Regions from separate parts of the Mus musculus genome. Here all the other regions are linked to region 2. A link is a loop called in an ENCODE intact Hi-C map of the cell type or tissue named here. Cell type or tissue: left cerebral cortex. All regions are shown on one strand.

Region 1 (5,000 bases), 150 kb before region 2:
ACTGGGCCTGGTATGGGATTTTAATTTCTCAAAGTCCACCACAGTGACATACTTCCTCTGACAAGTACACACCTATTCCAATAGGGCCACACCTCCTAACTGCCCCCCTCCTAAGCAATTCATCAGCTGGGGACTAAGCATGCAGATGTATGAGCCTATGGGGAGGGGGGTACTTTCATCCCAACCACCACAGTCAGGCTCATAGCGAGTGGTGCATAAATGTAGTTTTAAACAACATATCCCTTTCTGGAAGTCAGATGAGTGATATGTGCCTGAAGCCATTACAGTGTCATGATTTTTCACCCAGTAATTTTATTCTGTCCCTATCCTTATGACAGCAGTGCATATATAAGCACAGTAGAAATGTATGGCATTTCATGGAATGGTGGCACACATGTGTAATCCCGGCCCTTGTGCAGCAGAAACTGGTGGAATGCTACAAGTTTGAGACTAGCATAGTTCACATTACAAGCTCCTGGCCAGCCTGGGCTACATAGTGAGACTATCTCAATGAATAAAGAAAATCCAAAACCAAGCAAGCAACCAACCAAAGAAACAAATCACAATAAACATTTAATAAATGCCTATTGGATTGTATTTACTGGTCTATATGTGTGTGCATATATACAGATGTTCATATATACGTATATACATGCATATATAGCCATATAAGCGTATGTGTACCTGAAAGATTCATATGACCCAGTGAGATCAATGTGATACCATGACTCAGATGTTTGTGGTGAATCGGTGTAGATAAACGCACTATGTGTGCCAATTGCTGCAAAGTTGCTCATGTGAAGTATAGCAGTACAATGGTATGCAATGCCTACGTTTTGAAAATGATTATAACCAAGGTGTTGCTCTCTGGTAGGCACTCTTCTAAAAATTTTAGCTCATATCCCTACTTGCAACAAAGTACCAGCAGTATACAGCATGGTTAGCAGCCTTGTGCACCATGTGTTTGCTTGATAGCATCCTGCTGCCATTCACCATGATTGATCTCTGCCATCTGCTTTCCTGCAAGTTCATTCAATGACATTTCTACATGGACAGAACCACCTAACAGCATAGAGTGCATCTGACAGAAGGAGACACATGAAGATTCCTTAAGAAATGAAAGGAAGAGGGTAGGGATTATCCACACTGCCACCAACTCAGGGGAGTGAACACCTGCTATTGTGTCTAAGCATCTGTGGTGGTTTATCTAGGAGTGGCCCCTAAAGGCTCATATGTTTGAATGCTTGGCCCGTAAGAAATGGCACTATTAGGAGGTGTGGCCTTGTTGGAGTGGGTGTGGCCTTGTTAGAGGAAGTGTGTCACTATGGAGGCGGGCTTTGAGGTCTCATATCCTAAAGTTAGGCCTAGTATGGCAGTGTCCTGCTGCCTACGATCAAGATGTAGAACTCTGGGCTCCTTCTCCAGCACCATGTCCGCCTGCACTCTGCCATGTTTCCTGCCATGACAGTAATGGACTAAACGTCTGAAAAACCAGCCCCAGTTAAATGTTTTCCTTTATAAGAGTTGCCAAACTCATGGTTTCTCTGCACAGCAACAGAAACTCTGACTAAGACAGCCTCCAAACTTCTTCTATGTGCTTAGCTGAGTGTTCTAGTGCCTAGACTCCCTCCACTTCGCAAGCCCCTGGAGCACTGTCCTACCAACACCAGATTTATGCAGCACTATACTGATGCCTATGAGACCATCAGAGGCAAGCACCAAACTGCCCAAGTGTTCTTGGGAAGGAAAGTGCTTCCTCAGAGGGCCTCATGAAAAGCCTTCACAGGAGTCGCTTCTGAAAAGCCCCTCTGCACGCATAGCAAACTCTCACACTAATGGGTTTTAAACTCTCCAGCCGAGTGATGGTGGTGACTAATGACTAAGAAATTTGTATTCCAAATCTTGTTCTTCGTCCCTGTGATTCGAAACAAGCCCCTTTCTCTGGGATCTCAGAGGTCTCTTCCGGCAGCCCAGGAGTTAGACTCTCTAATTTCTGAAGACCTGCTGAATCTCCCAGGGTTTCTAGTGCTACAGAGGAGAGTGGTTGCTGAGCACGCTTTGCAGTCCTACTCCTGAGAAATACTGAGTGCTCACTGTGCCTTTCCCCACATGAGGGTGCCAACGTATGTGGCAGCTGAGGTTGGTGACTGGCATGGTTATATAAAAAACTGACAACCTCCACTGCCTGCGTTGTTGTGTCAGGCGAGTTGGTCTTTTGATAGATTGACAACCATATTTAAGGGAGCTTGATGAGGAAGAGCTCTGCATCTGCATCCCTGGATTTTGCCGTTCACTCCCTCATCTCAGAGGTTCTGAGTCCTTCACTCTTATACCAACATAGAGCTGGCCTTACTTTGTACCCTAGTCCTGAGCGTTGAGCGCAGAGTACCAACTCTAGCCACTAGAGGGCACTCTTGCAACGTGAAAGCCAACAGCTCTCCAGGAAGCTACTTACATCTTTGACAGAACATAGGGTTTTCCTGAATTTAGAGGCAGTCAACCCTCAACCCTGGGCAGTTTCTCCCGTTTCACACCTGTCTGGAGGCATTTTGGGTTATTGCAGTTGGATGAACGAAGGTGCTGGTGGTACTATCTTCTGGATATGGAGCCCAAGTTCTGATGAGTATTCAGGACTGTACAGGTAGGCAGCTCTCACTAACAATGGAGTACTTAGTGAAAAACAAAACAAAACAAAAAAATGCCTATTGTGGCAGGATCTCTTTACTGAGATCTGTGACCTACACACAAGGTTCCACCTGGAAGCAAGTCCTTACAGTGGGCTTTAGCCTTCAGAGGAGTCTTAGAATGTATACCTCAAAGCGTTTTTTCATCACCTGAAATACAGGGACCACAATCACCACACACTACTGAGGAGGAGGTGGGGCCAGGTAGAGAACACATCCTTTCTTTCTTTTTTTTTTATGGAGAAACCCCTGTCCTTAGGGCTAGCCACTCTGAACCGGACACAAGCCCAGCGAGTGCCCCGTCCACTTCCTGGTGCACACAGGCAACACTGCTTTATCTCCTAAGCTTATCTCCTAAGCTGGGCGGGGTAACAGGAAAACTGTACTGGGGATGGGCTGAGGGAGGGAGACAGAGACCCTTTCTCCTGCCCTAGGCCCAGCTTGGGAATCACCTTGGCCTTCCTGTAGACGAGGGCTATGTCACACCCTGTGCAGTTCTCACCCATTCTAGCTGACTGACAACGTATGGTCAGAAGACCAAGTGAGGCTGAAGGAAGTAAATGTGAGAGCGGCTCCAAGAGGAACTTGGAATGGGCAGTAGAGCCCTTGGGCCTTTCCAGCTCATGAGCTGTTCCTCAAAAAGAGACAGATCCAGGTCAGGTAATTGATAGCCTAGAGGCAGGAGAGCGGGTGGCTCGGTGGCTTTGGCTTGTGTGGCATCTCTTCCTCGTTGATTCATCTGTCGTCAAGTAGAGATGCTTTCTTGTGTGTTCTCTATGCTCTCTGGCACCAGGAGCTTCAAGTCAGCCCTGCTGCTCGTTCTCAGGAGCCCACAGGCAGAAGCAGAGGGTATTTAGCACCAGTGTCCTTTCCTTTCCCACTTGGACCATTAGAACCTTGCCCAGAGGTCCTCTACAGGAGCCTTAAGGTCTTTGGCAAAGACCCCCCACTCTTTCTGCTGTTCTGTCTTTGGGACCGGCTTCCCTCATTGCTTGGCTCACTCTCAGGCATGATGGTAGAAGAGAGGAGCTTGGCTGGATGCTTCCAGTCTAAGCCTCAGGCCCTCCTCTCAAACCCAGCAGGACTCCTGCGTTGCATTTAGCACCACCACCGATGGGCACAGAGAAGGAACGCAGCCAAACTAGGATGCACGGGAGAAAGATTGTTGGTCCAAGGACATTTTTATTCACAGTTGGCAGTGGAGTGTTACAGAGATGAGAGAACCACCCCTCCCTCTCTGTGCCCCTGCCTGCATCTTGGGGTCATGGAGATAGAAGCACAGAACCTTCCTTCATAGAAGCAAGACCCTCCCTGGAACAGAGGTTCCTAGTGGCTGTGCAGTCAAGGGGAGGGCAGAGAAGTATGGGAAGGGCTGTGAGAGGTCCTGGGAAACCTTAGCCAGGATGGGGAAGTGAACCCAGAGGAAGAAAGAGATCCTAAGACTTAAGCCAAACAAACGCTGGTCTGCCCCAGCCCAGCCCCTTCATCCCCTCCTGTGAGTAGGCAGGGGGCAGTTTTAATGATAGAAACTCCTAATCTCATTTCTCTCCAAAAAAAGTTAATTAATAATGTCTCCTTAGTCAGATAGCAATTTGGTATAGGGGAGGGGTGCCATCTCCATTTCCCCATGCCCACATTTGCCCTTGGTTCAACTTCACCCTTCAGAGCCTCCAGTGGGGGAACAGGAGACAGGGGGAAGAGCCACCCCTTCACTTCTTTCTCTCCAATTAAGGAGGATCAGAAGGCCACATGACTCTCATGTTCTCTGGATTGGGGGACATGGAGATTCCTTTCCCAAGTTTGAGTCCCTGAGTCCCTGAGGAGAGTCCCTCATTGGAATCCAGATGCCTGCTTGGCCCTGGGCCAGGATTTACCACCAATTCCTCGGGCCTGAGAAACTGGCACCAAAGCCCCTGGCCAGTGTTCTGTCTCAGCCTGGCCAGAAGGTGGAGCCCTGGAAAATGCCAGGTACCTGGCATACACATGGGGCCTGAGAGCCGAGGACCAGGCTTTGAGGACCCCGAAAGTGACTGCTCTGAGGGAAGAGGAGGCAAGATGGGCCCCAAGAGGTGGGTCCAGTTACAGCAGAGGCAGGGCACAGAAGCAAGGGGAGCAGGGCTGGGCAGGCCACCTTGGAGGTTCCGGAGACAGCAGCAAGGCCTCTGCCAGCCTGGGCCCAGGACAGAGCCAAAACCTAGAGACACAGAGAGAAGTGGTCAAGAGGGCCCCTCCCCGAGATGCTCCGCTGCCTCCTTCCCTCATAGACCCTCATAGACCATAGGGAGTGGGCACTATTAGGAAGTAAGGCCTTGTTGG
Region 2 (5,000 bases):
TCTTGCCCATAGGGTGGGTCTTGATTTAGGGCAGTCATTGGCTGGCCATTCCCTCAGTCTCTGCTCCATCTTTGTCCATGCACATCTTTTAGGCAGGACACATTTTGAGCCAAAGGTTTTGTGGGCAGGCTGCTGTCCTTCTCCCTCCACTGGGAGTTCTGCCTGGCCATAGGACATGGCCACTTCAGGATTCCATATCCTCAACTGCTAGGAGTCTCAGCTAGCATCGTCCCCACAAGCCACCTGGGACTTCCCCCATCCCAGATCTCTGGCATGTCCTAGAGATTGCCTCCCCCCCCCCCTGCCCCACCTTGCCAATTTCCCTTCTCTCTCCCCTAATCCTCACCTCCTGCCCAGCCCCCCCCCCTCAGTTCCCTCCCTCCATCCATGTCAGATACCTATTTTATTTCCCTTTCTGGGAAAGATTCAGAAAACATCTATTTTTAAAGATTTAAAACTACTTACCATGAGTTTATATTGGTTTTTACAATGCAAAGTTAGATTTGAAGAATAACTTTTAATTTTGTTTTAGTCTCCTCTCTTCATTATTAAACCCTTTTCCCCCTCAAATGACATTTGCTATATTTACGTTTTGCTTTCGGGAGCTCAGGCTACAGCCTGCATCTCTAGCTGGTAATTTGGGGAAGTGCTACATATTTTTAAGAGATTTTGTTGTTGGGCAGGAGAGACAGCTTGGCAGTTAAGAGCATGGATTGCTCTTGCAAAGGACCCACATTTGGTTCCAAGTAACCCCTACTGGGAGGCTCTCCACCACCTGTAACTTTAGTTCCAAGGGAGCTGTTACTCTTTCTGGGGTCACTCACAAGTGGGCACCCCACCCCCACATAATTAAAAATAAAAAAAATACAAATCCTAAAACAAAAACAAAATAAAACTTTCTCTGAGAACCATTTGAGGTGGGTTCTTTTATCTGTAATGGAATTGTCATGGTGTAAACTGTACAAACAGGTGTGTGGGGACAATTCAATGTCTGTGCAGCCACCCACAATTACACCAGATGGTGTAGACGGCTCTCCAGGGAAAGAATAACAAATATTACACAGAGATAACCCAACTGTGATGGGTATACTTGGTAGTCAACTTGACTATATGTGGGACTAACTAAAAATGCAAGTCACTGGGCACAAGTGTGTGTGTGTGTGTGTGTGTGTGTGTGTGTGTGTGTGTGTGTTTAGTTAATTAGATCATTTGAGGTAGAAAAGACTAACTTATAATCCAGTTCACTTAAGGTCAGAAGACCAACTTTAATCTCTTCATGCATTCTTGTGGCCCACCCTGTCGTCCCCACAGACACTGAAGAAGAGGGGCATAGGTCTGGGTGGTCCCACCCTGTCGTCCCCACAGACACTGAAGAAGAGGGGCATAGGTCTGGGTGGTCCCACCCTGTCGTCCCCACAGACACTGAAGAAGAGGGGCATAGGTCTGGGTGGTCCCACCCTGTCGTCCCCACAGACACTGAAGAAGAGGGGCATAGGTCTGGGTGGTCCCACCCTGTCGTCCCCACAGACACTGAAGAAGAGGGGCATAGGTCTGGGTGGTCCCACCCTGTCGTCCCCACAGACACTGAAGAAGAGGGGCATAGGTCTGGGTGGTCCTGAGCTGGAGGCAGATGAAAGGCCAGAGGGGCCAGAGGGTTGGGGAGAAAAGCTGCCGAGGACTCCGGAAGGTGACAGAGGCCTGGCCTTGCTCCTGCCTCTGGGTTTATGCAAGAGGTCTCCCCTGTTCCCTCTTCAAATCCCTCTGACCCCAAACACACTTCTGTCCAATACAGAATTTGAGGCTGAAACTCATATAGTAGTCATAAAGAGCCAGGAGGGAGAGCCACCTGTGTGGAAACTGGTCTTGTCCTGGGTGCCTAGGGAATCAGTCCCTGAGGAGGAATGGGTTTTATGATCCGGGCTTTGAAGAATACGTAAGAGTTCACCAAACAAGTCTTCCTGCCACCATTTCTCAGATGATCTGTCGCCCCATGCTCCATAGAGAGGCCTTTGCCCTGAACCAGGCTATGGGCCAGCAATGAAGCCTATCCAACACCCCCAAGCCTTGGGTACAGACCTGAGTGGAGAGTGACCCTCTCTCTCTCTCATTCTCCTACCTCTCTGTCTGCAGAGTGGCCCCTGTGATGTCCCACTCAGAGCTGCCATACCAGGTCCCACCTGCTCCTTGGCTGCAGGCTAGGAAAACCCTGTTCACCCAGAGCTGCCTGCCCCCTTTCACCCCACCCTCACTCACCCAGTGAGCACTAGTCAGGGTGAGAGGATCTTGGGCTCTGGTCTCTCTCTTGGTGACTTGGCCACCCCTCTCTCCTTGGTTCCCTCTCCCAGGCCTGAAGCACCCCATCCACCCAAGCCACTTGGCCAGCAAGACACTCCTACCTCTGTACCTGGCAGCTGGTAGGTGAAGGCTAGAACTGCTTGCTGGCCTGATGCTTGAGGGAAGCTGTGCACCTTTGTGAGAAGGGAGGGAGGATGAAGAGGAAATGGAAGGGGAGGGAGGGAGGAAAAAAGAGGAATAGGGGGAAAGCAAGGGAGGGGAAGAAGAAAAAGGAAAAGAAGAGGCAGGTTGTCACACTCTGACCCCACTTTTCCCTTCATGCTGTGCCCCCACCCCCAGCAGAGGAACCTGCGCAGCTGGATGCAGAGAATAGGCACAGGCACTCTGATACCTGTTCTGGGTATCTTAGCTTCCAGCAGCAGAGGCTCCGTAGTGCGCTCGCCCCATCGAACTTGCCTGCTCCTTGGGGTCCCTCACCCCAATTCTGACAAGAGCCCTGTTCAGTTAGCCTCGGTCAGCAGATGGCAGCTCTGGAGCTGCATCTCTGCACCTCCTGCAGCCCAGGTCCTGGTCCTGGTCCCTGCCCTCCCAAGGTGAGTTGGGCGCCCCCTGGCGGCCGCGAGGGAGACTCACCTGGACTGAGCTGTGGGCGAGGCTATGAGACTTAGAGGGGACCCTAGTTAGTACCCCATGGCCAGCAAGCTTTTTTTGCGTTGTGGGTCTCTTTCTCCCACTTCTTGCCTCCCCTCCACTTTGTCTCCTGCAGCATCAGGAGCCTGTGTGTGTGGAGGAATCGCCCAGTTTAGTGGCCTCCCCTCTGATACCGCTCCCCCCCCCCGCCCCGTAACCAATCCCCGCCCTTACAACTATCCCGCTCCCCCACACATACACACAGGCACTCACAAAGTAAAAGAGTAGATAATAAGTAAATGAGGAGAGAGAGGAAGGAGGTTCGGTGTTAAGAGAGCATTATGATCTGAGTGCAACCTCCTAGCACCACATAAAGAGCCAGACATGGAACTGGGTGGAGGCAGGATCCCTGGAACTTAGTAGCCCAGCTTCAGGTGGTAGACCCCATCTGAAGGGAATAAGACAGAGTGTGGCAAAGAAAGACACCCAATTCCCTTTCTCTGGTCTCAGAGCTGAGTCAGCACTACAGATAGGGCGGCGGGGGGAGGTGGGGGAGTAAAAATAATAAAAAAGGAAGAAAGGCAGTCGAATGTTGGGAAGCTCTGGAGTTGCCCCCTCCTTCAAGTGTGTCCTGGGATGACAAGACACCTCAGAGGGTAAGATGATGGTTATGCGATCATGGGACTGAATTCAGACGCTCTGTGCTCTAGTAACAAACTGCTCTGTAAGGGACAGGGACTGGAGGATGACTGAGGCTTGCTGACTGATAGTCTGGCCTGGAAAACTCAGCCTTGGCTTCACAGAGAGACCCTGCCTCTTATGGCTTCTACACAGGGTCAGGCACACACACACACACACACACACACACACACACACACACACACGCACACGCACACGCACACGCACATGCACACGCACACGCACACACACACACACACACACACACACACACACACACACACACATCTATATGAGTAATACACCCATGTGCATGACTCTTAGTTTTTAAAAGCAGGGGAGGGCTCCCCTGGACAGGAGAGATGGCTCAACAGATAAAGGTACTAGTTCAGTTTCCAGAGGAAACACGCAGGGAGGAAGGAGAAAACCCAACTGATGCTACAAGTTCACCTCTGACCTCCACAAGGGCATTGTTATTTCTCCTTTCCCCAGTACACAAGTAAATGTAAAAACAAGTTTTAAAAAATGAGTTCTTAGGTTCAGCTTTCCCTTTCTATCCAATTCCGGTAGTTCACTGGCAACACTGTGTCCTGGAGCAGTGGGGCAGGAAGGTTGCTCTGGCCTTGAGGCATGAGTGGCACCTGCTGGGGCTTTGGAATGCCCAGTGACTCTCTGCATGCACTGCCCCCCACCCCCGGGCCCCAGGCTGTGCACCTGGGACACTGCTAGGGTAGGAGGGAGGGGGTTGGCTGTGGGTCCATTTTTAGTGGAGGCCATTCGGGTCCAGAGACCAAGAAACTAAGAATCAATGAGCACCGGCTGTGTGTGCAGGAGGCAGAAGCTGGGTTGTAAAGCTGAAAGGGACTCTAAAAAGATTCTCAGGACTTCCATAGCCCAGACTGGTTCAGACCAGTCCAGACTAGAGAAGACCTTGCCACTCTGCGGTGCCATGTTTAGTCATCCAGAGGAGCTGTAGAATTCCTAAGAAAAGTGTGCAGCCACTGTATCAGAAATGTAAGAGTCACCCTTAGCTTCCATCTCCTTCAGTTCTTCACCAAACCTACACTCTCACTTTTAGCCCTAACTCAACTTCATCCTTTCCCCAGCTTGTCCATTGTCAAGGTCCTGGTCATATCCTAATCTGTGCCCTTGCCTTTGGGAGCATTTCAACCCAGTTTGGACCTGCTTGGACTAGTTTATTACAGTTTGGATGGGCTTTATCCAGTTTAATAGGATGTAGACAGGTTTAGACAGGCTTGGACTAGTTTGGACTAGCTTGATCCTGTTTAAGAGCCTGCCTGCCAAACCCAGACACTATTGTGATGCCAACAAGAGCTTGCTGACAGGAGCCTGATACAGCTGTCACCTGAGGGGCTCTGCCAGTGTCTGACAAATAC
Region 3 (5,000 bases), 88 kb before region 2:
AAAAGTAGTAAATGCGGGACTTTTCACAGAAAGCCAGGAAAAGCTTCATCTTCAGCTGTGTAAGGTCACAGTGAGGGAGGGGGCTTTCTGGGAAACGGAATCTGTACACAGATCAGCCTTCTGATGCTTTGATGGCCTCCTCCTGGAGGTGTGAGAAAGAGGTCTTCCGTTCCCAGGGTTACCCCTCATCTTTTATGAATCAGGGATGACTGGGGGAGGTAGGTTGATCTAGGAAAGGAGCTGATACAAAATTACCCTTCAAAATGAGCTCAGTTAGGAGAGGAAGCCTGAGTTGGCGGGGGTCTGTGATCAGGTCTGGAAGTGGGAGAGCAATTAGGAGAGTTACCAGAGGCTGTCTGTGTAAAGGGAGTGGCTGTCTAGAGATGAGCTTCGGAGGGAGGGGGAGCGTGAAGTGAGAGAATGAGAAGCGGCCAACTACAGCACCGTGGTCTTGATAGGACGGCCTCCACCCCTAATCCTGTGCTTTTCTGCAGCTCCATGTCCCGTGTCTCCCCTGCCTTTATTGCCAGTATCAGATAGATGCTAAGTTTGGCTGCCAGCTTGGGAGGGAGCCTCCCACCTTTAAACCACATGCTAAGCAGTCATCCTATGTTGAAGCAATGTTGCTTTCCAGGACAAAGCAGCCCTTAGGCTTTGTCCTTGACAAATCTGAAGTTTAGCTGGGTGGGGCCTCTCTGTGTGGGCACACTTCCTTCTGCTTCAGTACAGGGCAGGATGCCTCTCCTGCACGGCACAGCGCGGAGCCCTTTAACAGTACAGCTTCATTTCTAGATCATACCTTGGGAGCCACATTAAGCTTGCTAGAGTTTTTCTCCTCATAACTACACATTTTGTACATGATGATCCTGCTTGCTCTTTTTCACTGTAGACCTGCCTAAGAGTTATTAATAATGCCCATTTCACGGATTCGACCTTATGTTGCTTGAGACTTTCTCTGCCAAAACTTGGTTCATGACTTGAAATTCAGCCTTCTGTGCATTCTCAGGGGTGCGGGCAGAAAACAGTCAGACTTTTTGCCAGCATATAGAAACTGTCTCTGGCACGATTGCTAATGTTGCTCGCCTCTTGTGAGCATGCCTCTACCATCTGCACGATCAGCACTGTTGTCTTCCAAGCTCCAGCTAGAGCGGCCGTTACGTTCTTTTTAGAGCATCTTACCACTTTTCTAGTCCAGTCCTCCCAAGCCTTCCACACTGCTCTAAAGGACATGGTCAAGTTCTTCACTTGTTTTTTTTTTATTTTGTCCGTACCCACTCTTTTGTACCAACGTCTGGATCAGACATTTTTCTGTTGCTGTGAGGAAAATGGCATGGCCAGTCAGCAGCCACTTAGGAACAACATGCCGATTCTGGCTTCTGGTTCCAAAGGCAGAGTCCACGGCAGGCTGAGGGGCCAGAACAGGAAGCGGGGATGATTGAATCCTCAACCTCAAACAGAAAGCTGAGGGTAAACTAGAAGCAGGCTACACTCTTAACGAAGCCTATCTCTAGGGGCGCGCTTTCTCCAGCAAGGTTCCATACCTTAGCGGTTCTATAACCTCTCCAAATGTGCTAGCATCTGGGGTCCAAGAGTTCAAATCCACATGCCTGTGGGAGACCTTCTCATTCAAACCGGGTCACTTCCGCTCTGAGGCGCACGCAGCTGCTGGGTGTGCTTCCTCTCTCAGTGCCGGAGGAATGGTTGTCTCACAAAAGCTGCCACTGGTTTTCAGGCTTGTGAGGGCTGAGGACTTGCTCTGAGGGCAGGACGGCCAGTTTTCTCTCACCAGGGCAGCTTCCTTTAGCTTATGAGAAGTCTGTTCACCCTGTCCACACCACAGCCATGCTGCTGGTCTGTGTTTACGTTGGCTGTTTCTCATGCGTTACCTGTCTTTCCTCCCCACTTTCCAGGTATTTTAACACTATTTTGGTGCATTTTAAAACGTTTCTTCTTTCTTTCTCTTCAGAAGTGTCTATTTTTCTTATTGTGGCTCTTCTCATTTAAAGGGTGGCGTAGAAACGTCTTCTAGTCTGCCATTCTCCTCGGGGGTTCTTGACTTGAGTTTGTCAGGAGCGTGCCACCAAATCTGTTACTAAATAATGTGAAATTTTGGAGGTTTGGATCTGAAGCACCGGGGACGAGATTGGAACCTGAGATTGTTCTTCTAAGAGATGGAGGGTATTGGGAGCATATTCCATGGCTCCACTGAAAACTGAGATGATTGGCCAGATCTACAGGGTACTGTGGGAGTCAGGCACATTCTATTCTTGGGAATCTGGAATAGGAAAGAGGGGCAAGAACAATATGAAGGGCAGCCGATAATCACGAGTGTTTGAACAAACTGTAGGAACTGTTATCTTCTCCTTTCAACTGTAAAATGTATATTTAGATAATTTTGTCTTTGGGGGCCAAAGAGCTGATAATTGTCCAAACAAAACAACAACTCCCCAAATCAGTTTTATGGTGGTTGGTAGAGGCCAGTCTCTTCCTGTGATACCGACTGGCTTCTTATAATCATAGCTCTGAATCTCATCACAACTCTAGACTGCACTCCCCACACCCCTAGTAAGGTTCCTTTTGGACCTCCAAGGAATGTTTGCCTTTTGGGCAATTCTGTGAGAAGCCACAAGGTGGCAATATTGCATGCCTGTGGCTCAGCACATCTGTTCCTGGAAGTGGAAGCAGCTTTTACAACCCGTTTACTTCATCTGCCCAGCAGATCTTCAGGGAAGCCTTCATTTGCCAGAATCATTGGTGGTCACAGATCTGTTTAGGATTATACAGTTTAGTAGTAGGAGTGGGAAATGGATTACTTTGTCTGGATCCCGAGTGGCTTTAGATTACACTCAGGGGACATAGATATTTGAGAACATGGGTAACGTGTGGGACAGCGAAGGAGAAAACATTGTGTTAGAAAGGTCTTTCACTATAATATTGTAACCCTAACCTCAGCCCCACCCTGCGGGACTACATGAGTAGTTCCTAATTCTTTCTTAAGGCCATTGAAAGGAAGTTAAAGAGTTTCTGGTAGGAATCATACTGTTAAAATTATTCTTGTGACTTCCACAATGGTGCTGTTGTGCCGGAGAGCAACGAACTCTCTTCGCATGTTTTCCCTTCTGCTTTAGGAGCAGATGGCCACTTCCTCCTATAAGATAGGGACAGGCTCTAAATCCATAGCTCCATATCTATGGATCAGAGCATCTCTTGAACCTCACCAGAGAAGTTTCACGGTGCAGTGACCAGTGCTTAGTGCAGAACCTCACAACTGAAGCGCAGGGATAAGTTGGGTGTTCAGCAACTGAGACGTCGTCCACTCCCACCCCCAAGGCTCCAGAGTCATTGTAGAAGAGAGAGCAGAAAGATCGTAAGAGCCATCAGTCAAGGAGGAGCAGAGGAAAGCAATGTCTTCTGAACACAGCGGGAGGGACTACTGCATACATGAACACATAGCAGCTATTGTGGCTACACGAGACCTGCACGAGACCAAGCCAGTGAACTATCCAGCACAGAGTAGGGAGGGGATCTTGAGCCTGCACTCCTAGCTGAGAGGTGAGAGCTGCTGGGGAGGGAGGGTCCGCTTTCTTTAAGGCATCCTGTGTGGACTCTGGTAGCATGACCAGGCCTCAGTGGACGGTCTCACATCCGTGAGTGTATAGGCAGTACAAACTGGACTCAGTGAGTGTAATAAAAGAGGAAATGGAGTTGGGGTGGTGGGGGAGGGGGTGTGGATCAGGAAAGAGGGGAATATAATGAAGATGCATTAAATCCATGTGCGAAATTCTAAAAAAAAATACATATTTTAAAAAATAGGGGCAGTTAGTTAGGGTCCATGGTATATAAAGAGTGTACCTTATAAGCCAGGTACCTTTAATCCCAGAACTTGGGTTTGAAGCCAGCCTTGTTTACATAGGGAGGTCCAGACCAGCCAGGGCTACACAGTGAGACAGTCTCAAAAATTAAAAGAAAATAACTACTCTCCACATTTAAACATTAGCATTTGCTGGCTGCCACGTGCCGGGGCCAGCTGGAACAGGCTAAGAGCTAGATCTATGTGGTCGCTTCCAAACTCTGTGTTCAGTTATAATGCTGATAGTTTGCAATCAGCTACGGTGGTGATATTTATAGCAGAGAAGCTGGAAAACACAAGAAACTGGGCCTTTTATCTTCTGAAGAGTCAACTGTTAAGCAGTTACTTCTGCCATGGGGCACCAAGAGGCTCGAACCTGAGAGAACTCAGCAAGAGGCTCGAACCTGAGAGAACTCAGCAAGAGGCTTGCACCTGAGAGAACTCAGCAAGAGGCTCGCACCTGAGAGAACTCAGCAAGAGGCTGGAACCTGAGAGAACTCAGCAAGAGGCTCGCACCTGAGAGAACTCAGCAAGAGGCTCGCACCTGAGAGAACTCAGCAAGAGGCTCGCACCTGAGAGAACTCAGCAAGAGGCTCGAACCTGAGAGAACTCAGCAAGAGGCTCGAACCTGAGAGAACTCAGCAAGAGGCTCGAACCTGAGAGAACTCAGCAAGAGGCTGGAACCTGAGAGAACTCAGCAAGAGGCTCGCACCTGAGAGAACTCAGCAAGAGGCTCGAACCTGAGAGAACTCAGCAAGAGGCTCACACCTGAGAGAACTCAGCAAGAGGCTCGAACCTGAGAGAACTCAGCAAGAGGCTCGAACCTGAGAGAACTCAGCAAGAGGCTGGAACCTGAGAGAACTCAGCAAGAGGCTGGAACCTGAGAGAACTCAGCAAGAGGCTCGCACCTGAGAGAACTCAGCAAGAGGCTTGCACCTGAGAGAAAGGTGTGAACAGAGCTGCACATTCATGGATTTACAATTCCTACCTCATCCTTTGGGTTATGATTAGAATTTTTTAAAAGTTATTGCTCTTATTTTGAGATTATAACATAATTACAACATTTCTTTCTTATTGTTCCTCCTTTCAAACAGTACCATATACTCCTCCTTCCAAATTCATGTCCTCTTTTCATTGCTATTACAAGCAC
Region 4 (5,000 bases), 170 kb after region 2:
CTCCAAAAGGCATCATGAAAAACCACAGGGTTGCTGGTGGAGTTGGAAGTCTGTGGAACCCCCTGTAATGGGCTTCTGAGTCACCAGGCAGATCTAAGGGTGTTATCATCACCATGTCTACTAGCCTACAATACCACCACCAATAACATCAGCGGAAAGCTGATCCTCTGCAGATGCCAGAAATCAAGGACCAGAGAGACGGAGTGACCACCTCAGACTCACAGTAGTGAACGAGAATAAAAACAGCATTGCTCCATAAAGTCCGTGCTTCTCTTCATCATTGAGAACAGTAGAAGCTTTATGAGAACACGATGACTGCCATCTTCTAATGAGACAGTACGCAGAATGCCTTAATTGCATTGAATTATTTAGTTAGCTTTTAGAATAACCCCAAGTCAGTGCCTTTTTTTTTTTTTTTTTTTTTGGCTTCTTTCAGTTAGAAACAACACAGCCTGGAGAGATTAAGTAAATTATGTAGGAGCACACAGGAATTGGCAGACCTACAACTCTAATTCAAGGTACTTCACACCACATCTTTTCTTTTTCAAATTGAGAAAAGAATTTCATATAATATACTTTGAGCATGTTTTCCTCTCTCCCAGATCTTATACCCAGATCTTATACCCACCTACTCCCCAACTTTATGATCTCTCTTTATTCTCTCTCTGTCTCTCTCAAACAATAAAAAAATAAGAAACACACACATGTGTGTGCGCGCACACACATAACCTGAAACACACACACAAAATGGAAATCAAACTAAACAATCAAAAGACTGATGTGACAAAAAATATCCAAACAGGAATTGGAGAGATGGCCCAGCGATTAAGAGCACTGGCTCCTCTTCCAGAAGTCCTGAGTTAAATTCTCAGCAATCACCGAGCAGTGGTGGCACACACCTTTAATCCCAGCACTTGGGAGACAGAGGCAGGTGGATTTCTGAGTTTGAGGCCAGCCTGGTCTACAGAGTGAGTTCCAGGACAGCCAGGGCTATACAGAGAAACCCTGTCTCGAAAAACAAAAGTAAGTAAGTAAGTAAATAAATAAATAAATAAATAAATAAATAAATAAATAAATCTCAGCAACCACATTGACCATCTACAATGTGATCTGATGCCCTCTTCTGGCAAGCAGGTATATATGCAGACAGAGCACTCATATACATGAAATAAATAAATATTTTTTTTAATCCAAACAAATCAAATGAGACAGGAAAAAAAATTACAAAACACCATTGAGTTCATGTTGTGTCAGCCAGCTACTCCTGGGCGGGGCCTACTCTAATTTGTGGTCAATTATCCAGTGAGACTCCATTGCAGTCTAATTTTTCCTTTTCCAGAGATCAATTGCAGATAGTTTCTTAGTTAAGGCTAGGAGTCTATATCTACTTCTCCCTCCCAGTCCAGTTGTTTCTGGAAGACACTATTTCCTTGCGGTCAGCCATCACCTCTGGCTCTTATAAATGTACTACCTCCTTTTCTGCATAGATCCCTGAGTCCTGAGGGAAGGGTTTTATGAAGACGGCACACTTAGGACAGGGTGCTCCTAAGTCTCTCACTGCACAAATTTCCCATTCGAGACTCCATATGTTAGTTCCTATCTACTGCAAAAGCTGCTTCTCTGTATAGTCTAGCAGAATGTCATTAGAAGTCATTTTGTGGCTATGTTCCTTTTGCAGAATAACAGTGTTAGAATTTCTCCCTAGTCCCAGATCTTGTCTCCCTACCTAGTCTCAGATCTTGGCCCCCTTAGCAGTGCCAGTTATTTCTTCAATGTCTTAAAGGTTTTATTACCATGGTTAGAGTCATCCGAGATATATATGTTTAGGCTACTGTACAGCATACCTTATTAATCATCACAGAGCACTGCCTCTTCATCTGCCTCTCCTGGGAGAATGCTGACATGTGTGCAGTTCTCCTTATGTATTTGTGGATTCAACAGTGTGTAGCCACACAAGATCCCAGGTCTATCAGTTTGGTCTAATATCAGGGAGTGACTCTGAATAAAGTACCCCATGTGTCTCGTCTAGCTGAGAGGACAGGTCAGTGTGGCTTGCTTTTAAAAGGCTGGTAGGAGCAGTCTGTTAGGAAAGAGTGCCCTCTTCTGACATAGTCGGGGTTCTGCAGTCTCAAGCCCTCTTAGTCTCTTAGAAACCACAGGAACTGCAGGCTTGCAAAGAGGCCAGCCAGCTCTGGCACCAGCCCTTAGATCAGAGGTTCTGGGGCTCACAACCCTTTTTGGGGGTCAAACAACCTTTTCACAGGGGTCACATACCATATCAGATATTTACATTATGATTCATAACAGTAGCAAATTTACAGTCATGAAGTACCAACAAAAATAACTTTATGTTGGGGTCACCAGCATCAGGAAGGGAAGGTTGAGAAGCACTGTCAGAGATACTGCTCTACTTTTGTCACATCTAGCCTAAGTTTGAGGCCAAATCAGATGTCGGGTTGTGGTTATGATTATAGCATCTTTTTCTTTGATCATTCCTCTGCTCAAGTGTCCTCTCAATCATCCTCTGCTTTATCCCCCTGGACTCCTTCGGCCCAGGACTTGTGTGGAGAGGCCAACATTTCCCATCATCCTTTGCTTCCTGACAGTTGACTTCTCTGACCCTTTTTCTCTCACCCTGCTTCCATCTATAGCTCCTCTCTGTTCTTGTTTACTGTTGCCATAGATGCCGTGGTTCTGTCTGTCACAGGGATAGCCTCCACCTGAATTGCTTCCCAGGATTCCCCCAATGTTGACCTATCAGACCAGAGGTGCTACCAATGGGAAGCAGTAACAGGGGAAATATTGACAAAGATGGGCAAGCGCCTCTCCAACAGCCATGGTCCAGATGTAGCCTGCCTGCTCCCTTACCTGTGGGCATGAGCAGGTGAGGGCAGACTAGACTGCAAACCCCTGAAAGGAATGGATACTGTGGTCTCTAACACCTAATCCTGACCATTTACAATGGCTCCATGGTGCAGGAACTATATGGACACCTGGAAGAGAGAGAGAGAGAGAGTCGGAGAAAGAGTCTTGAATTAGAAACCCTACTCTATGCTCGTTTCTGAGTGGCTCAACAAGTCTAAGCCACCTTCCCTATAAGAGCAAATGATAACTTTATGATGGATTAAGCCTTCTGAATTTCATAGTCAGACTTTATAGAGTCAATAAATATCTGGCAAGCTGCTTCTAACCTGGTGTCCTATAGTTTTGTAACAAATACCTATAAAATCCCAGGAAAAGATAAATCTAATAATGATACTAAACACTAAAATTGAAGACTCAGAAACCTACCAACAGAAGATGTGATTTGAATCTGAGGTGTCCTGCACAGCTCTTTGGTTCGTGGCACTGTCTGGAGAGACTGTGGAACCTTTAGGTGTGAGATGTCTGATGGAAGTCCTTCACTGGGCCTGAGACTTGGAACATGGTAGCCTAGCCTCGGTTCTCATCCCCACTCCGTGCTCCCCCCTCTGTGCTCCACATTGGTATACGAACATGCTCGTCACCATGCTGTGCTCTCACCTACACACTGAGCAGCGCTGCCAAGTCCTCCTAACTGTGGTGACCTGTAACCTTCTGGGACCATGAACCTAGATAAAATCTTCCTTCATTGTTTCTAGCAAGTGTTTTAGTCACCATGATGCAAAGGTAACTAACTAATGTAGAGGGTAAGATGAATCTCCTAAAACTTTAAGGTCTTTAGAATTGAAGAACAATAGGACAACTTGGCTGTTAGAAAAATCAGAGCAGACATATGTGAAAGTAAGCAGAAAAAGTCACTTTCTTACACTACAAGATTCTCCCAACTCTCCAGTCTAGTGCAGAAGTGCAGAAGACAAACTCAGTCCTGGGATCGCACTTCCACAGGGTGGAGAAATCTTGAAGAAATAAGAATGGCATCCTCCCACAATTCAAAGTATCAGCCTGAAGGCTGACCTCCGATCTCCCCAGCCTTAGTTTTCAGTGATAAATCAAGAGTAGCATAAGAGTTGACAGTCATCCTGATGGTTGGTCTTGACTGTCAATTTGACAAGTTCTAGAAACAAGAGTCTGGGCATACCTGTAAAGGATTACCTATGCTTAGTTAACTGTGATGCAAAGGCCCACCCTAAATGTGGGCGGCACCATTCTGAAGGCTGGGAAGGCAGGATCCATAAAAAAGAGAGAGAGAGCTAAGCAAACAGGAACATCCATCTTCCTGTGCTTGAATGTAATGGCGCTCACCGAGCCTCTCACCCTGACTGCTGCGATGGAATGTGTCCCCTCAAACTGTGAGTTTAGGTCAGGTGTTTTGTCTCAGCAGTGAGAGAAGTAACGGATACAGGCACTTGTCCCCAAGACTGTGTGCCTAGTCTGACTGTTCCCCTGTGCAATCAAGTTTCAGAAATGAAAGGGATCAAGCACAGGCTCTCTATGTACAGCCTCATCTTGGAACAAATTACTCCAAGCTATGTTCCAGCCAATAGAGAGAAAAGGCAAAATTAAAAATCTTTCTTTCTTTAAACTGTACTCAAAACCAGAAGAAGCAATTGAACACTGTCGTATTAAATAGCCTTGCTAGCCTGAGGTCAAAAGCCTACTTGGTATTTCTCAAGACTGTCTTATTTCATATTTCTTTTGTTTTCTGCTCCCCCTTCCACTGCCCTTCAAAGACCAAGAAACATTGTTTATAAATAATGTTTTTTCCCAAGTTGATGAAAACCCAGATAAAACATGACCTACTCCACTTCTGATGCGAATAGCAAGTCCAGTCAGGCCAATGTACTGCAGCGATTGTTTACCTAAAGATTCTTACTCCCGCCTGTCTTCCTTTGTCAATCCAAAACCATAGGATCTCCATAACACAGGGCAACCACAGGATATCCGAGAGGCAACCCAGTGAGGATCCAGTATGGATAGAGTAGCAGAAGCCAGAGGCCTAGTACCAGTCCTTGCAGTGAACATTTGCAAGCAAAGAAGTGTAGACAAAAGGGTGTACTGTGGGACACACTGGGACACAC

What was found. Peaks named below come from ENCODE experiments on the same cell type or tissue, not always from the same donor. Only the 100,000 strongest peaks of a DNase experiment are listed, where the experiment ranks them.
Region 1: it touches region 2 in a loop (7-fold over the local background); 20 of 42 quality-filtered maps call a loop at or near these places.
Region 3: a loop joins it to region 2, with 3 times the contacts of the local background. A loop is called at or near these places in 35 of 42 quality-filtered maps.
Region 4: it touches region 2 in a loop (2.7-fold over the local background); 23 of 42 quality-filtered maps call a loop at or near these places.

Annotation. Positions count from the first base shown.
Region 1 is chr3:87,559,974-87,564,973 of GRCm38, reverse strand. Etv3l (ets variant 3-like) reads right to left here. Exons shown (of 6, transcript NM_001370856.1): 6 at 3,869-4,878. The coding sequence ends at 4,412. Among named protein-coding and RNA genes, the nearest start is that of Etv3l, 12 kb to the right of the region's middle. In left cerebral cortex, CTCF peaks have their summits at 2,392 (motif pointing right) and 4,610 (motif pointing right); a DNase peak (open chromatin) is centred at 2,401.
Region 2 is chr3:87,409,247-87,414,246 of GRCm38, reverse strand. It overlaps Gm40084 (a long non-coding RNA gene), which reads right to left and starts at 2,837. Exons shown (of 3, transcript XR_867411.1): 1 at 2,687-2,837; 2 at 2,397-2,468. In left cerebral cortex, a CTCF peak has its summit at 2,904 (motif pointing left); a DNase peak (open chromatin) is centred at 2,837.
Region 3 is chr3:87,496,944-87,501,943 of GRCm38, reverse strand. All of the region lies in intron 1 of Gm40085 (predicted gene, 40085), which reads left to right. It also overlaps a transcript of Fcrl5 not described here. Among named protein-coding and RNA genes, the nearest start is that of Gm40085, 13 kb to the left of the region's middle. In left cerebral cortex, a CTCF peak has its summit at 2,625 (motif pointing right); DNase peaks (open chromatin) are centred at 673, 1,038, 1,684 and 2,637.
Region 4 is chr3:87,240,934-87,245,933 of GRCm38, reverse strand. No RefSeq gene overlaps it. Among named protein-coding and RNA genes, the nearest start is that of Fcrls, 20 kb to the left of the region's middle. In left cerebral cortex, CTCF peaks have their summits at 1,132 (motif pointing left) and 2,100 (motif pointing left); DNase peaks (open chromatin) are centred at 503 and 2,101.